Regions from separate parts of the Homo sapiens genome. Here region 1 is linked to region 2. The links are chromatin loops, found by intact Hi-C in ENCODE. Cell type or tissue: CD4-positive, alpha-beta T cell. All regions are shown on one strand.

Region 1 (8,000 bases), 170 kb before region 2:
TGAATGAAAACAGGACAGTTAGGTGAAATTTGTATTCTCTGTTTATGGAACCAAAAATACAAGGACTTATCTCTTTAGAAAAATATATATTATAAGAATATATATTCATAAAAATAGATAATACCACCTCCAACAACAAAAAAACCTTTCTTACAAAAATGCAAAACCAAGTAATATTGATTCATGGCTATTTGAAAGCCTAAGTTTAATATATCAAAAGTACAAAAGGTCCATCTCTAAAAGACAAGGCACACACACAAAAAAAATTCTTAAAAAAAAAAAAAGATATTCCTCAGCATTTCAGAACATTATCTTACCTGGAAGTAATTACTCCATTATTACTTGTAATAATGCCTCTGTTCATTTGCCAATCTATTGTGTGCCAAGTAAAATAAATATTTCCTTAACTATTCAGAGTATCATTTAGTTTTAATTTTGAAAAATCAAATTATTTCAAAATAAATATAATTTAGTAAATAAATAATTTAAACTATAAAGTAAAAAGAATCCACATAGGATTATTTTGTTCTCCCTCCAAAAAAATAATTACCCATGTTTCTAGGATTTACTTAAAATTTTATATTTATAGCTAAGTGTCAAAGATGTTAAGCAGAAACCATTTAGAAAAAAACATTAATTTAGAAAAATTAAGTATATAGATACAAATAATTTCAGATTGCTTTTACAACAGTATGTTTTTTAAAAGTAAATTTCATACTCTTCTAGGTCTCAAGACAAATTACACAATAAAAGTCAAATAATTGCAAAGATACAGTTTAACAGGAAACACTATGACAGCAGCCTCTGACATCATGTAAATGGGAATCAGAGTAAACAATATCAAATATTTAACAATTCTATTTCAGTAAATATTTATAACAACATAGTATAAATGTAAGGTAAATGTTAGCTTTGACATTCTTGGATTTAACATTGGAGTTTTCAACATTTGTAAGAACTACAGAAGTGTATGTTTGGTAGGAATGCGTAATTTTGCTTTGGCCTGATTTTGAAACATATACCAAGAGTCTAAGATGGAAATGAACTCTCGAACATCTGACATTCCTATTTCTGTGAGTGGCATTTTGCTAAGACCTCTGTTCTAAGACCATCCACAGCCAAGACTCTTGACTCACTGTTATTGTCAGGTTTGCCATCAGTATCCTTTAAAAAAACACACTGTATAGAACCTAAAAAGCTGAATCTCAAAAGGATTTTGGAGATAATTTAAGTTAAACTGATCCTCTCTTCTACCAGATGGGGAAAGGCCCAGAGAAGTTTTCCTGTTAAAAATAAGACAAAGGCTGGGCATGGTGGCTCACGCCTGTAATCCCAGCACTTTGGGAGTGTGAGGCGGGTGGATCACAAGGTCAGGAGTTCGAGACCAGCCTGGCCAATATGGTGAAACCCCGTCTCCACTAAAAATAAAAAAATTAGCCGGGCATAGTGGCGGACGACTATAGTCCCAGCTACTTGAAAGGCTGAGGCAGGAGAACCGCTTGAACCCAGGAGGCAGAGGTTGCAGTGAGCCGAGATCGCGCCACTGCACTCCAGCCTGGGCGACAGAGTGAGACTCCATCTCAAAAAAAAAAAAAAAAAAGACAAATACTTAATGGCGGAGTCAGGTGTGGTACACAGTCTGATTTTATTCTACTGTTCACATCAGCATTCCATGCTGGTTTTGTAATAAACACAATGCATAACTAAACAATTAAGAAAAATGCTTATGATAATGTTAAGAAAGGAGGGCATAAAATTATCTCTACCATATAATCTAAATAAGGTAAAAACAAGTTTAAATAAAAAATGTCAAAATGTTAAAACTCTGGACATTGATATTTAGCATATGCATATGCTTGTGCTTATGTATCTCACTTTTTTCTTTCTCTTATATACTTTGCATATTGTCTACAGTGAACAACTGCTACCCACAGAGTCAGAAACAAAAATAAACTGGAGAGATAACTGTGCCATTAAAAGCTAGCATTTGTACTGCTAACTATGGCTGACTTGCAGCATGCAAAATTGAAAACTAATTTGCTGGCAAGCATGCACTGTTAAAATATTTCTCTAGTTAAGTGAAACAATTGCACTGTTTCTGAGGGAAAAATCAAGAGTAAATAGGGAGAAAGTATGACTAATTTTAGATGCACTTACCAACTGAAGTATTAGAAAAAATACATTTTACTATCAATTTGTTATTCTTGCTTCATTTACAGGAGAAGCAGGTATTTAATGTTAAATACAAATGAAGCACACTGCAACTTCCAGCTCGCTTGCCAATATGAATTTAATAAACAGAATGTGAACATTTAATCTCTAATTAGCAAGATTTCATTTTCTAATGTTCTCTGAGTTATCAAAGGTAATTGAGCTTAGATGTTTTATTACATGCACATATATCCAGAGTTCATTTAGCACTAGAATATAATCATATGTTGTCACTGATTTAGAGCCTACTACCCAGAGTATGTATAATTGCTTCCAACTCCTATGCCTGCTAAATATCTCGCAGTTCCAAGAGAAGTTCCCACTGGAGAATGATCTAATTCGCTGAGTTTCCCACCGTCCCCTGAATGATGCCAAATTTCACACCCTTGTTTTTTCTCACATTCTGCCTTTCCCAATTGTGCCTGTACTTCATGAGTCATGAAATGCCCATCCCTCCATGACATCCTTCATTCACAAAGTCTATAACAGCCTCTCCTCCAAACTCATTTGAAACTACTAAGTTAGCATTATAAATGTTAGTGCACACCATTCTCTAATGATTTCATATACATTAATGTTATTTTCTAAAGTAGACTGTAAATTTCTGGGGGGCTGGGATCTACCTTATTTTTCTTTTGCATTGATATGTATAGTGGGAGTTCAGTGAACTGCAGATGAAGGAATGAAGAAGCTCTAAGACCTTCTATTGTAAATAAGGACCTCAGCAGATAAAATTTAAATCAATAAACCAAGCATCCACGTATTCTCTGTGTACTTACTTACTATATGCAAATCATTTACTTAGTATATATCAAATACAGTAAGATGTTATGGGAGATAGAGAACACAAAGTTTTTGTCCTCAAAGTCTTGTAATCTTTTCAATTGGAGAGTCACATTAAAATTAGAAAACAGTATGGCAGAGTATATAATTAAATGAGTAGGAAATAAACTGCAGGAAGAGGAATGTAAATCAGTCTTAATCACTACAATTGAAGAAGTCACAGAACATTTCACAAAGAAATAGAGTCTGAGATATGGACCTTTAGGATAAAGATTAGGAAAAGGTGAAGCACAGGAGGAACAGCATAAAAATCTCACAAAGTCAGAAAAAACAATCCAGATATAATTACAGGGCAAGTATTAGGAATCACTAAAAAATATTTTAGTTGGGTAAAATTCTGTAGGATCTTACTGTTAGCAGAAGTGCATAGAGTTAATTTAATGGAAAAAGGGAAACAATGCTAGTTTTTGAGTGGGAAGGTGACCTGGGGAAGGCAGAAGTTAAATTAAATGAACTCAGTTACAGTGAACAAAATATACCGGAGGAAAGGCAGACATCCTGACTTCATATAAAGAGCAGGAAAATTAGAATTGGGATATCCAGTTTATCCTGGTTTAACTTGGGAAGATATCAATGAGAGATATCTAGTGTGCCTCTGGGGCCCCATTTTTCAAATGAGATACCCAGTTATCTCATTTTACTAGCCGTAAACCCATTGATACTAACTCTCCGATCATAAGAGATTATCAGATAAAAGGCTCTTTCAGTTGTCCAGCTCTGAGGCAAAGCTAGAGCAATGGAGAAGATTAGAGGAATATGAAAAACTCCAAAAGAATAATCAAAAGGACTTAGTAGCTGAATGGATGTGAGAAATGAGAAACCTGGTGGAACCAAAGATTATTTTATGATGTCAAACTGGGAAGCTGAGATAAAATGGGATACCTCTGAGGAGAAGAGGTAAATTTGAAGGGATACCTCATTGTGCTACTCTACCCTCTTTGATGCAAGGAATGCGTAGCTTTCTCTCCCTGTTGCTCTATGTAACCTCAAGAGTTTAGGTAAGTCTCACAGATGTTGTGGTTACCAGCAAAGTATAGGGAAGGATCTTAATTTATGGTAATTTAGTTTGTAAATACAGCTGGCTGTTTACTATCAATGACTTTCTATTCATCATGTAGTGTCTGTACTGAGAACCTCTCAAAACCACTCTACCATATCTTGATGCATAGACAAGTGATCTCCAAATTCAACAAAACTCACTTTATGCTAGGGAGGAGGGTGGTAACTGGAGGAGGAGGAGAAAGCCGGGGAGGAACATCATATTCTTCACTTCCAAGGTGACCATTGGAAAAGACCTGAAAGTAAATCAAATTGTTAGTTTCCAAGAATTTAACTTCTGAAGGACCTTAAAGCCATAGCTGCTCTACCATTCTGAAGACAATATGTAAGTTCAGTATATTTAAATAAGTGAAATGTCATACAATTTATTCAGGAGTCAGTAGCACCACACTGATGATTCACCACTGCCCAAAGGGGTTCAAGCTTACACAAAAAATAAAAATGTTACACCATGATTCTTAAACACTGAGAGGGAATACTATAATTTATATACACCAGATACAGATATTAATGGCTAAATAGGTAGACAGTAAAATTCACCAACTATGATCAGTTTTTATTGAAAAGTTAGCATTCTCTATAAGGGGTAAAGAAAAAAGCAGCACTGATGTTATTCTTTTTTTAATTCCTTCCAAATTAAAGTGCTCTAAATTATATTTCTCCATGGTGAACGGAACATTCTTAAACTTTCTGATGAAACAGTACATTAATATAATCAGAAGTGCCTTTGTTCTTTCATGGTTGAAGCTTCTGTGCTAATGATAACTAGAGACCTGTTCTGGCTTTCCAAGTGCAGGCAAATTTAAACAAAATTTTCAGTTTGTGAACACACAAACCACAATTTCTAACTTGCTCATATGGGACCATCCAAAGCCAGTGTTCAATTACTCTGAATTAGGAGATTCTGATGTCTAGATTTCTGTTACACTACAGGAAATGTCTGAAAAACTGTTCGTTTCTCCTACAATTTGAAATTACAGCAACTTAAAGGGGGGCGGTTATGAGAGGATAATTTTGCAGAAACATATTCACAAGAAAAAATTGAACACATTTTAAGACCTATAAGCAATCATTAGATTTTTATCATGGAGTTATTTTGCAAACTCTTATTAATTCATATTTAATAGGTAGACTGATGGTGGGGCTAAATACATGTAAAGTAATTTGAGCAGTGCTAGATAATTCAGTCAAGGACTTACCAATTACTTTCCCCCATCATATTTCTAAAATGATGTGGAAGCTTTAGAATACAAAATTTAAAAGACCATACCCTTACCTATCAACTTAAAATAAGAAACAAGTTTAAAGAACATATTTGAAATGTATCAACGTTCGTATTTCAAAGCTACAAAATCAAATTTTATAGCTTTAAAGTTTCACTAGAGACTGGTCTTATGCTTTAGTACCAATTTCTCTTTTTTCATGTTTCCCTTCATTAGACTCAATATACTGTAGCCATACCATGACAAAATATTACCTTTAAATACAATGATTTTATCTGGGCTTTTGACTGTGGCCAAATAACAGAACAAGGCAAAGTGTTCTGAAGTGTGCCAGAAAGAAGAAATTTCCTAATAGATATTAATCATTTTGAAGTTTAATAAAATCCTTTAACATAAAAAAAGGCCTTTTAACAGACAAACACACATATCAAACCACAAACGCTCATTGTGATATTGAGCATTGGAAGTCATTCTTCATTGGAATTCTTTGCATGCTGCAGGAATAGACACAATGTAAGATATCTGCAATCAAATTTCCTTAATTCATATTACAAATACATATAAAACTCATTTGGGAAAATGTAATGTGGATTTTATATGCAATAGTTTGTTATTTTAGGACAAAGCATCCAACATAGATAGATGCTTAATAAAATTTCAGCAACAATAAAATAAAAGACAGATATGGGAATAATAGTTTCAGCTGTATTGGCTCTAATTTAACAATAAACCAACTATGATTTTATAATCAGAACATTATGAACGTATCTTTAAAAAATACCAATACACTCAAACATTTACTGGTATTGAAATTGCTTTCATCTTGCACATTAGGTAAATGAGAATAAAATACTAATAACAGAGTTTGCATATTTTTATGTACTACTATTAAATTTCATGAAGACAAGTCATACAGGCAATGATGTCTATCACTAGTAAAGCCACAAAGTACAATTAATGAGGTAACTTACTCTTGGAGGGCAATACCTAAGAAAATTAAGTGACTTATTCCTAATTTTTTGAAACAATCCATTAATCTGCTTTAAAATGCAAATGTCACTTTTTCTAACTGTTTCAGAAATACCATTTGTTACTGATGTATAGTAACTAAAGGATTTCTATGGCCACTGAAATGCTGTAGTGTCTTTTCTGAACCATTCATTTGATGTTTGGCATCTGATAATATTTTGCTCATGTTCTGTGTACTTACGTTTTGTCAAGGAGAATTTAGGCCACACTGGGCCTCTTTCAGGACAAAAATTCTATTACTCCTTTACCATTTTATAGCATATGCCTTACAGTGCTTTACACACAGTAAGGCTTAAATTAATATTGACTGCTGATTGGCTCAGATGCACTTATTAATGGAAGTATTAACTAGTGAAATCACTTTCCTTAGGTTTAGCTGAAAGAAATTCATTATTACTGAAATACTCTCAGCAAATATGTGTGAGTATATATATGTTATATATATACACATACATATATATACATACATACATATATACACATACACACACACACACATATATATAATTTGCTTAATGGCTGTTATTCCTATAAACTGTTCATAAATATGTACTGAGAGTTGACAATACGCCTAATACAAAACTTGGAATAGAACTGTATAGTTCTTTCCTAATTAGTAGATTGAGATAGCAAAGGACCTAAATGCGCAGGTACTTTATAAAATGATGATCATGTTTCCGTTCATCTAAAATGGCTGTTCATATTTATTGACGGTGGCTAGAGGACAAGATTTAACATTATGTCATTCTGAATTTCATGTTCTCACCTGCAACCATTTCTTTACACCCAAAAATCATTTTAGCTGCCACTACCTGAGTGAGTACAATAAATCACAACTTTGGGGGCTAAAAATAAATACTTTATATATTTTCCAGATATCTGAAAAACCTGTTTGCAAATGGTAAAAAAGAACTATAGTTCCTCAAATGCACAGACTGATAGTATCAACTGAAGCAGTTCACACTGAAACCTCACTGAATCCTCAACTAAGAAACATTTTTTTGTCCTCTGCATTCTTAGCTCACTGTCTGAAATCTATCACAATTGCATTGGAAATGCTACCAATTTAAATCTTCTAAATTCCCAATTCTGTTTCTAGCATTCCTCTGCCAGAAAAGAAAACTTTAAATATTCTTTCCTGCCTACCAAATTATGATTACTTAATGTAGAATTCAAGACACTTCATAATTGGTTTTAACTTTCCTTGCCATGGTCTTACCTCACCTGCCTACTCTTTTTATGCTATAGGCTATCCAAAACTGACTACATTATTACTATACATATTCTCCCACCTCCATGCTATTTCTTTCTGTCATACCTACAAAAACAACAGCTGCCAATCTTTTAATGTTTATAGCCAGTGACCCTCTTGCATGAAGCTTTCTTTATTCCTTTTTCAGTCCTGCATCTTGGAATTTTTTTTCTTCTTGGGGATCCCACACATTTTCTGGATGCTTCTCATATGCCTTACCTCTTAATCACATGCCTGTCTCATCCTGACTAGCTTTTCTGTGCTTTATTCCTCTTTGTATTCCCCAGAGTGTCTTGAACATCCTAGGTACTCATATAGCTGAATTAGGTAATGAGGTTGAAGAACTAAGAAAATAGTGGAAGTGTAGACTTGTGAAAGAAGTA
Region 2 (8,000 bases):
TTCTAAATTTGCACTTGGGAAAGTGCAACATACAATGCTGAACTACGGTATGCCACTGGGTGCGCAGTTCATCAGTTGGATTACTATTAAACCCTGTGATTTATGACAGCTTCTGCCAAAAATGAATAACCCTACATCAGGACTATGACTTCTAAGCAGGTCAAATTCAATTCCATTCAATAAATATTTATTGAATACCTGCTATGTGCAAGGAGCTGCAAAAGCCAGGAAAGAAAAATTGCTTTTCTAAAGGCAGTATATTAGAGAGAAAATCAAGCTCACCACCAGGGTCAAGTTCAGATTCAAATGGTTACACCTCTTCTAGAAATACCTAAATTGCTTCCTAGAATGAAGCTTGGTACTAACACAGAAGAGCTTTGACAAAGAACAAATCTGTAGTCACATTATAAAATGATGAACTTTGTAGGGCACCGATTGGTGCATAAAAGAATTGGTTCAATAGCAATATTGCTCTTTTCTGTTGAACTAAAAGGCAAAACATTTATTATTGGAATTAGGCTGAAAATTCCACTATAGCCATTGACTCAAAAAATTTGGAAATTACCAGGACCAATTCCTTTTGACGTGTCAATATTGAAATACAGAACTAGAACCTAACTAAGGTTACTGCTCAGAACCCTGATAGCTGGACTTGAGAATCAGGAACTGTCTCCATACCAATATACAACTGAGTTTTGTATTTGCTTAAATGTATTAGAAATATTTAAGGAGACTCTCTCTGTACATGCATTGTTTCACATGAATAAAAATATATTATTAATATATTGGCTATGCATTCCAATACATAAATATGTATTTAGATACATATATTCAACCATATCAAAGCAAAAGCACAAATACAAAAACAGGATTTACTAATGCTATAAGAATTTTCAAAGTCATTACTTATTCTTGGAATAATCTTGCATTTAAAGAGTTTTCTGACTGCGCCTTAATTAAAACTTCCAGCCAAAAGGTAATAAAAATGTATTAGATCAGATAGTACATTCCTTGCAAACAAGGTTCAAACCAGCCTGTGAAACATAGGAAAGAACTCTTACCAAATAAAATGAAAATTTCAACAGTAAGGAATTGTGCCTATACTATAAGACTTTCATTATAAAACACGCCTCACTTCATGGAGCATTCAGTTACACTGAATCAAGTCATATACTCTCAAGTGAACTGCCTCATTCTTAAAAACAATATAGAAAGCCCTGGGCTAGGCGCGGTGGCTCACGCCTGTAATCCCAGCACTTTGGGAGGCCGAGGCGAGCGGATCACGAGGTCAGGAGATCGAGAACATCTTGGCTAACACGGTGAAACCCTGTTTCTACTAAAAATACAAAAACAAAATTAGCAGGGTGTGGTGGCAGGCGCCTGTAGTCCCAGGAACTTGGGAGGCTGAGGCAGGAGAATGGCGTGAACCCAGGAGACGGAGCTTGCAGTGAGCCGAGATCGTGCCACTGCACTCCAGCACTCCAACCTGGGCCACAGAGTGAGACTCCGTGTCAAAAAAAAAAAAAAAAAAAAGAAAGCCCTGTCCTCCTCCTATAAATGTTAGAAGAGGTTTCTTATTACAGTGACCTAAAGTATATATATATCTCTCTCTTTATAATAACAGGTACCGAAGAGTTCTTTGGGTTCTTTCCATTTTAATGCAGCAAATAATTACTAAATATAAAAATTATAAAAATGTATTTTACTAAGTATAAAAATGTACAGTGTAAAAAAGTATAAAAATACACTTTTTTAATAGATTATTAATTGGGCAAAACAAAGTTGGCATATAAAATTGATCATGAGTCCAGCACAGCTGAATTTACAGAAAATTACCAAGACCTTTATGGTTTTCCACGAAGATGTCTTCAGAAGATTGACATTAAGAAGCACCATTAAAGAACTGACTAGTTGTAATTAAAATATCAATTGTGTATTCTGTTCACTCTCTTTCTTCCAAATGAGAATGGAACTTCCTTGAAAGTGAAGAACAGTCTTTCTCATTGGTCTCTCTCTATCACCTAATATGGAACTTTGCATATAGTAGATGTGCAACAAATATTTGATGGCAGAAAGGAGGAAGAGGAGGAGGAAGCAAACAAGGTAAGGACGAACCTCTCAGGAAAATTATATTACAAATAGCATATCCACAACTACATTGAATAAAGCTGCCTAAAAATGAGTACAAAGTTTGGAGAAGAATTTGATAATATCAAATATGGAAGTGGAGGAGGGGAAATGCCCTTTTGATTTACTTCCTTTGGAAAAAGGAAGCATCATATTATTCCATGGAGCAGTGTGCTTCACTCTTCATACTGTGAACACAGACATTAGAATCAAGCAAACCTAGGATCTGGCCCTAACATTTACTAGCTTTACAACCTTGGGCAGGGTTCTTCTTCGGGAAACCTCTTAGGATATTATAATTCTTACAAGAGGAAATGTAAAGTGCTATGCACTGTGTCCAGAACATAGTTAGCCCTATCTCCTTCTTAATATTTCTTCTCCCTTCCATATTTTACATTCCATCACAAGGCAAAATCCCTGCAGATTTTGCAAAGGTATGAAAATTAGACCAAGGGCACTGAACAGTTTGTTGAGGATCATGATTTTTAGAAGCTCTTTTAGCTCATAAAGTTACTCATGCTGCCTAAAACCCTTAAAAAGCCTGGAATGTTCTGTGCAGAAAAGCAGGAAATAAGGCTAAGCCCAGGTCAGTGTTCCTGTCAGCTGACATGGAATCCTCTGGTTTCTTCAAACCCAAGAGGCTCTCAGGAAAAGACGTAGGGCTTTAATATTTTTTTAAATCTTTTAACAGGTAGAATATTATAACTATTAATACTTTTTTCATTGATACTGTAAGATAATATAAGCTCAACAATCATCTAAATGTAACTATGTTAAAAACCTATAAAATGTGTTGGATATTTTCAAAATGTGTCTTTCATTACTTGAAAAAAATTAGCAACCTACAAATACTTAAAAACAAAAAAAACCTTTAGTAAAATTGTAATAATATTATTAATATATGCCCAAGCAGAGTAGATAAAAATAGCACTGTGGCATCCTCTAAGTCACAGCAAGTGTATAATAAGATAAACTTAATATTAAAGATGAGAATTGATTTCCATTTTAATTTTTTACTTATTTACCCACTTAAATGCTAGAAGACTAGTTAAAATACATATATTGCATATTTCATGATATAAAAATTAAAAACATGGTTTAAACATTATAAATATTATGCCTTAAATCACTTCCTGACAACCCAATATAAAATTTACAAATTCCCTCAAAACTTCTCTGTATATTCCCTTGCTTTCCTCCTGTGTAAGTGGAAGTTACATTTATTCGCCAAGATTAACCCTTCTACTTGTTCCTACTCTTTCCCTCCCACAGTTTAATCTAGAATGCTACTGCTTCAACTATTTCTTTTTCCCTTGCATCTTAGGCCATTCCCTAACTACATCCTTTCCCATCAATCTTTTTTTTTTCCCACCAATCTTTGAACCTCTCCTATGGTGTGTGCACACATACACACACACACACACACACACATACATACACACACACACACACAGAGTTATTTCAATGATGTTCAAATCCTCAAGCTAACAGAACTCCCTTCCTTTTCATTGTTGTTACAGTTCTAGAACAATTTTTAAATAATCCACATACTCATTTTAATCTCACCCCATCACATAAGTTAAACTGCTCCACAAAGGTCAATAATGGCCTCTAATCATACAATTCAATGACTTCTTAATTTTTCACCCTGTTTGGTTTTCTCTACTTGAATCTGAACTTAGTTTTATCAGAACTTCAGATTTTATCTTCTTCTTAAAGCTGTTTGTACCTAGGATGTCATTATGGTTTAATTCTACCTTTCTCATCACTAATCTATGTAGGATTCTCTTTCCTTCTCTGGTATTTAATTACACCCCTCAATCTCCCCAGAATTCAATTATCTGACTTTTTCTCTGCATTGCTCCCTCTATTCTTCCTCCGAAATCTCTGACAGTTATATAGCTTGAAATGCTATCTCTATGAGAATATCTACCAAATATGTGTCTCTTGTTTCTACTTCTCTCTTGAACTGTACACTTAATTTTCTGATTTTAAATGAAATTCACTCTGGTACACTGAACTTAGCATGGCCAAAAACTAACCCGCACACTTCCTCTTTTCCTTCTTACGTTCCTTACCTCATTAAGTGCATCACTGCCTTCGGAGTCAACTAGGCTGAAAACCTCAAGAGTCACTTTCACTGCACCTTCTCTTTCATCCTCTAATTCTAAGGGGTCACCAAGACCTGTAGATTTTACCTCCAAAATGCCTCCCACATCTGAACCAACACTTGCTACACCTACTTCCAAGTATCTAGGCCAGCATTTCATTATTTCTTGCCCAGACTGTTTTAATTCCTCTTGATCATTACTCTTGCTTTCAGTTTTTTTCTCTTAATTCAAGCTTTACAGAGTCAAGTAAGTATTCTATCAAAGCACAGCCCTGAAGTTTTCCCTCCCTGATTAACAGCCTTCAATGGTTTTCTACCAAATAAATTAAGACAAAATTATTTGACAAAAGCAATCAAAACCTCTATCATCTTACCCTAACTTCCCCTCTCTTACTCAACAATCTATCATTCCTTCAACCTAACATGTCCTCCATCTCACTGGACTCCAACCCATGAGCTGGCCAGCACCTCCTCCATGCTTCATTCTACACCAACTTTTCACCCTTAGCAAGCAACGGTTCACCTCTACCACGTACTACATCTCAGCACTTTATTTATACTACCTTAAAGCACTTACTACATTTTACTCTATGGCATAGCTATTTGGAAATGTCTGTCTTTCCATAGTTGAGATTTGATAAATGAATGATGAAATCAACAGATAGCACATAAAGCACCTTCTAAAAAGAAGAAAGAAATAGATTCAAAATCTCAATGCTAAAAATTCTGTAATATTTAAAAGACTACTAACTGATTAAGGCCTGCATTATATGAATGCCTTATATCACAGGGATAAACCAAGGTAAGTCTTCATATGATTCCTTTAAATCTTTCACTTTATCAATAGCTTTTCTAAGAAGTCATGTACCAAACTTTGGGATCACTTCATTTATCACAACACAAATTCAAAACTGAACTGAGTACTAAACAAAACTGTCCAGACAATTTGTTATTATCCCCTAACCAAGTCTACCACAACCCATGATTCTGCTAAGGTGGAACAACTTCAGTGAGGAAAAGGAAATACGTCAAGAAGTATAATTCAAATGAATGATATCCCTGGTTTTAAGGCTCTAGGAATGTAAGAGTCTCCAACTTAGTAAACACAAACAACAGGCATCTAAAACCTGTCTTAGTCCACATGGAATATCTTTCAGAGATATGAGGAACTCAGCTTAGAAAAGAAAGTTGACTTGTATTCTTTAAAATATTTATATATAATCCAAGCATCCTTGATTGACAAACTTTAAAATATATTATGATCACAATTAAATTAAAAGGAGTGTAAATTATATTTCAAGCTTGAAAAATGTACTAAATAGACTGAGGGCAAAAGGCAGGAAAAGCCTACTGGGCATCATCACTTCCTAAATGCTTTTTAAATTCTTTTGGTAATGTAATTTAAAATAAATGACGAGGACAGCAAAACAAAAATTTGAGGCAGGTACTCAGAGTGCTTTGCTCTTCAGCATCAATTAATTATTTTCTAATTTCCTAAGCATCCATGTATGCTCAGTACATTTAGTATCTATTAGATGGAAAATTGTTTCTTCTATTTTCCATCACCTGGCTAAGATTCTTATGAAAACCATGCTCAGGAACCTCACATTAATAAATTATCATTCCAACCATACTGATTAGTAATCATTTCCTTACTCTCACCTCAGCATTTCCAACAAGAACACAATAATGCTGTTCCTAAAAGGCAATGGCCAGCAGAATCCAGACAGAAAACTGTCTCAACACTGGCCAGAAAAACAAGGAGGATGTTCTCTACTCTGTTCCCACTGTACTTGGGGTTTGTAATATAGCCCTTTCCATACTACATGGCAATTATCCATTTATGTGTTTGGCTCTGATACTGTTCTCTGAGTTCCTTGACAGGTCAAAGGCGGGATTATGTCTTGTCTAGCTTCATATCCCCAGTAACGAGCACTCAGTGGAAACACAGTAGGCCCTCAAAAAATGTTTATTAAGTGTTTAAGAAACCTTGTCTCTTGAGTAGCTTCAGAACAGACTCCACATTTCATTCTGGCGCACTTGAACCTAGATATGTATTCATGATTAATACTTCTATCACTGTATCAAATAAGCATCCACTGATGTGAGGGCTTCTGGGTCGGCTATCAAATTACACATACACAGAGCTAAGGCCAGAAAATCTGTAATGGGATGTTTTGGGATATGCTACTATCTACTATTCTTTTCCTCAAAACATAGACTATGCTAACTCTGTGCTACTGATTTTCTGTTACAAAACACTCTACATCTTATAAGGAACACAACTGAGCAATTACGCTCTCCTATTCTCAGTGACCTTAGAGCAAAAGCCTGCCCTCTGAAAACAGAACATTAATTGGAAAGAATTTCAATTGACCATTTTAAATTCCAGAGGCCAAGAAATGGTAAAACTACATACTCACTAGATATTTCCCCTACAACCCAAGACTGCTTCATTATTCCCTGTAAAAATAGTTATTTTACTTTATTGGTAGCTGAAACACACTGAAATTGAAGCTTGTGTTCATATTTATACTTCCAAGATCTACCCTTGCAAAGAGGCTTCATAAGAAAAAAATATTAACTATACACTTAACTCTGCCTTTTACATACCTACCAATTAGACTTGAAAATTGCTATTTTCTGTTATTCACAAACTAAATTCATGCTATTGCAGTTATTTTTTTAAAAAGGTAATGTGTCAAGGGATTAACTTCAGAACTAATAATAAAGTTCCTGATGTAATCATCAGGACAATGTTGATATTATGAGCCACTTCCTTCACCACTAACAAATAAGAAAAGATAAACAAAAGAGGGGGATGTTTCTGTACTACACACTTATATACTGCCAATTAGTAATTATCAATGCCTTTCTATTTACTGTATCTTACAGTAAAAATAAACATACTGAATTCTTTCATAATAATTTATGCAATTTCTCTCCACAAAGCCCCTGGGTACATTCACAAATGAACACAACCATTTTCATCTTTGACAAATAATGAAGACAAACAGGCAATGTACATTTGCCAACACCCGCACCCACATCCCACTAAGTAGAGACTTTTGATAATAGATTTCCTTGTTGGGTCAAGTTTCTCAATTGGAGAGACTAAACCTAAACCCACAGAAGGGTTAATAAAATAAACAATAGCAGATGTTTAACTATCAAATAACCATCTATTTTACCATAACTCATGGTGAAATAATTAAAAGTGAATAAAACTTATGTTAACAACCAGTTACAGACCAAAATTGTGTACATCATTTTTAATGTTTCAAAAATAATGATTTTATAGTAACTATAGCTCACCACATCCTTATATAAATCTTTTTGATTTGATGTCCTAACACAAATGTACAAACACTGACCACTCAAAGTTGGAGGGTGGGGGAAAAAGAACAGCCCCTTTATAGAATCTGAACCATTTGCTGTCCACTTACGTAGCAGATAAGTTAGAGAAAAACCTTGAATTCCTTCTCTTACCCCAACTAATGATTTAGGCAGTGAGAGTGACCTTCAAATGCACACTCTTTAGCAAAGACAAGATAGGCAGCATTGTGCTTGACAAATATATGCTATTTTTCCAATTGAATAGTCCTTATTCTAAAGTATCCAATGCTAAAATCAAAACTGAACCCCAAGCAGCAAGTTGCAATATTCTGACACTATGACATCATTCTGTCTGGAGCACTTTAATATAACAATTTGAATAAATTGGCAGAAGCGTAAATAGGTCACACTGAAGCCCAAAACTAAG

What was found. Peaks named below come from ENCODE experiments on the same cell type or tissue, not always from the same donor. Only the 100,000 strongest peaks of a DNase experiment are listed, where the experiment ranks them.
Region 1: it touches region 2 in a loop (2.1-fold over the local background); 51 of 110 quality-filtered maps call a loop at or near these places.

What each region holds. Positions count from the first base shown.
Region 1 is chr3:105,689,240-105,697,239 of GRCh38, forward strand. It overlaps CBLB (Cbl proto-oncogene B), which reads right to left. Exons shown (of 19, transcript NM_170662.5): 13 at 4,255-4,349. Among named protein-coding and RNA genes, the nearest start is that of CBLB, 180 kb to the right of the region's middle. In CD4-positive, alpha-beta T cell, no CTCF peak of the experiment used is centred here; no DNase peak of the experiment used is centred here; H3K27ac peaks cover 334 bases.
Region 2 is chr3:105,858,150-105,866,149 of GRCh38, forward strand. The region is part of intron 2 of CBLB (Cbl proto-oncogene B); the gene reads right to left. Among named protein-coding and RNA genes, the nearest start is that of CBLB, 6.9 kb to the right of the region's middle. In CD4-positive, alpha-beta T cell, no CTCF peak of the experiment used is centred here; a DNase peak (open chromatin) is centred at 4,232; H3K4me3 peaks cover 775 bases.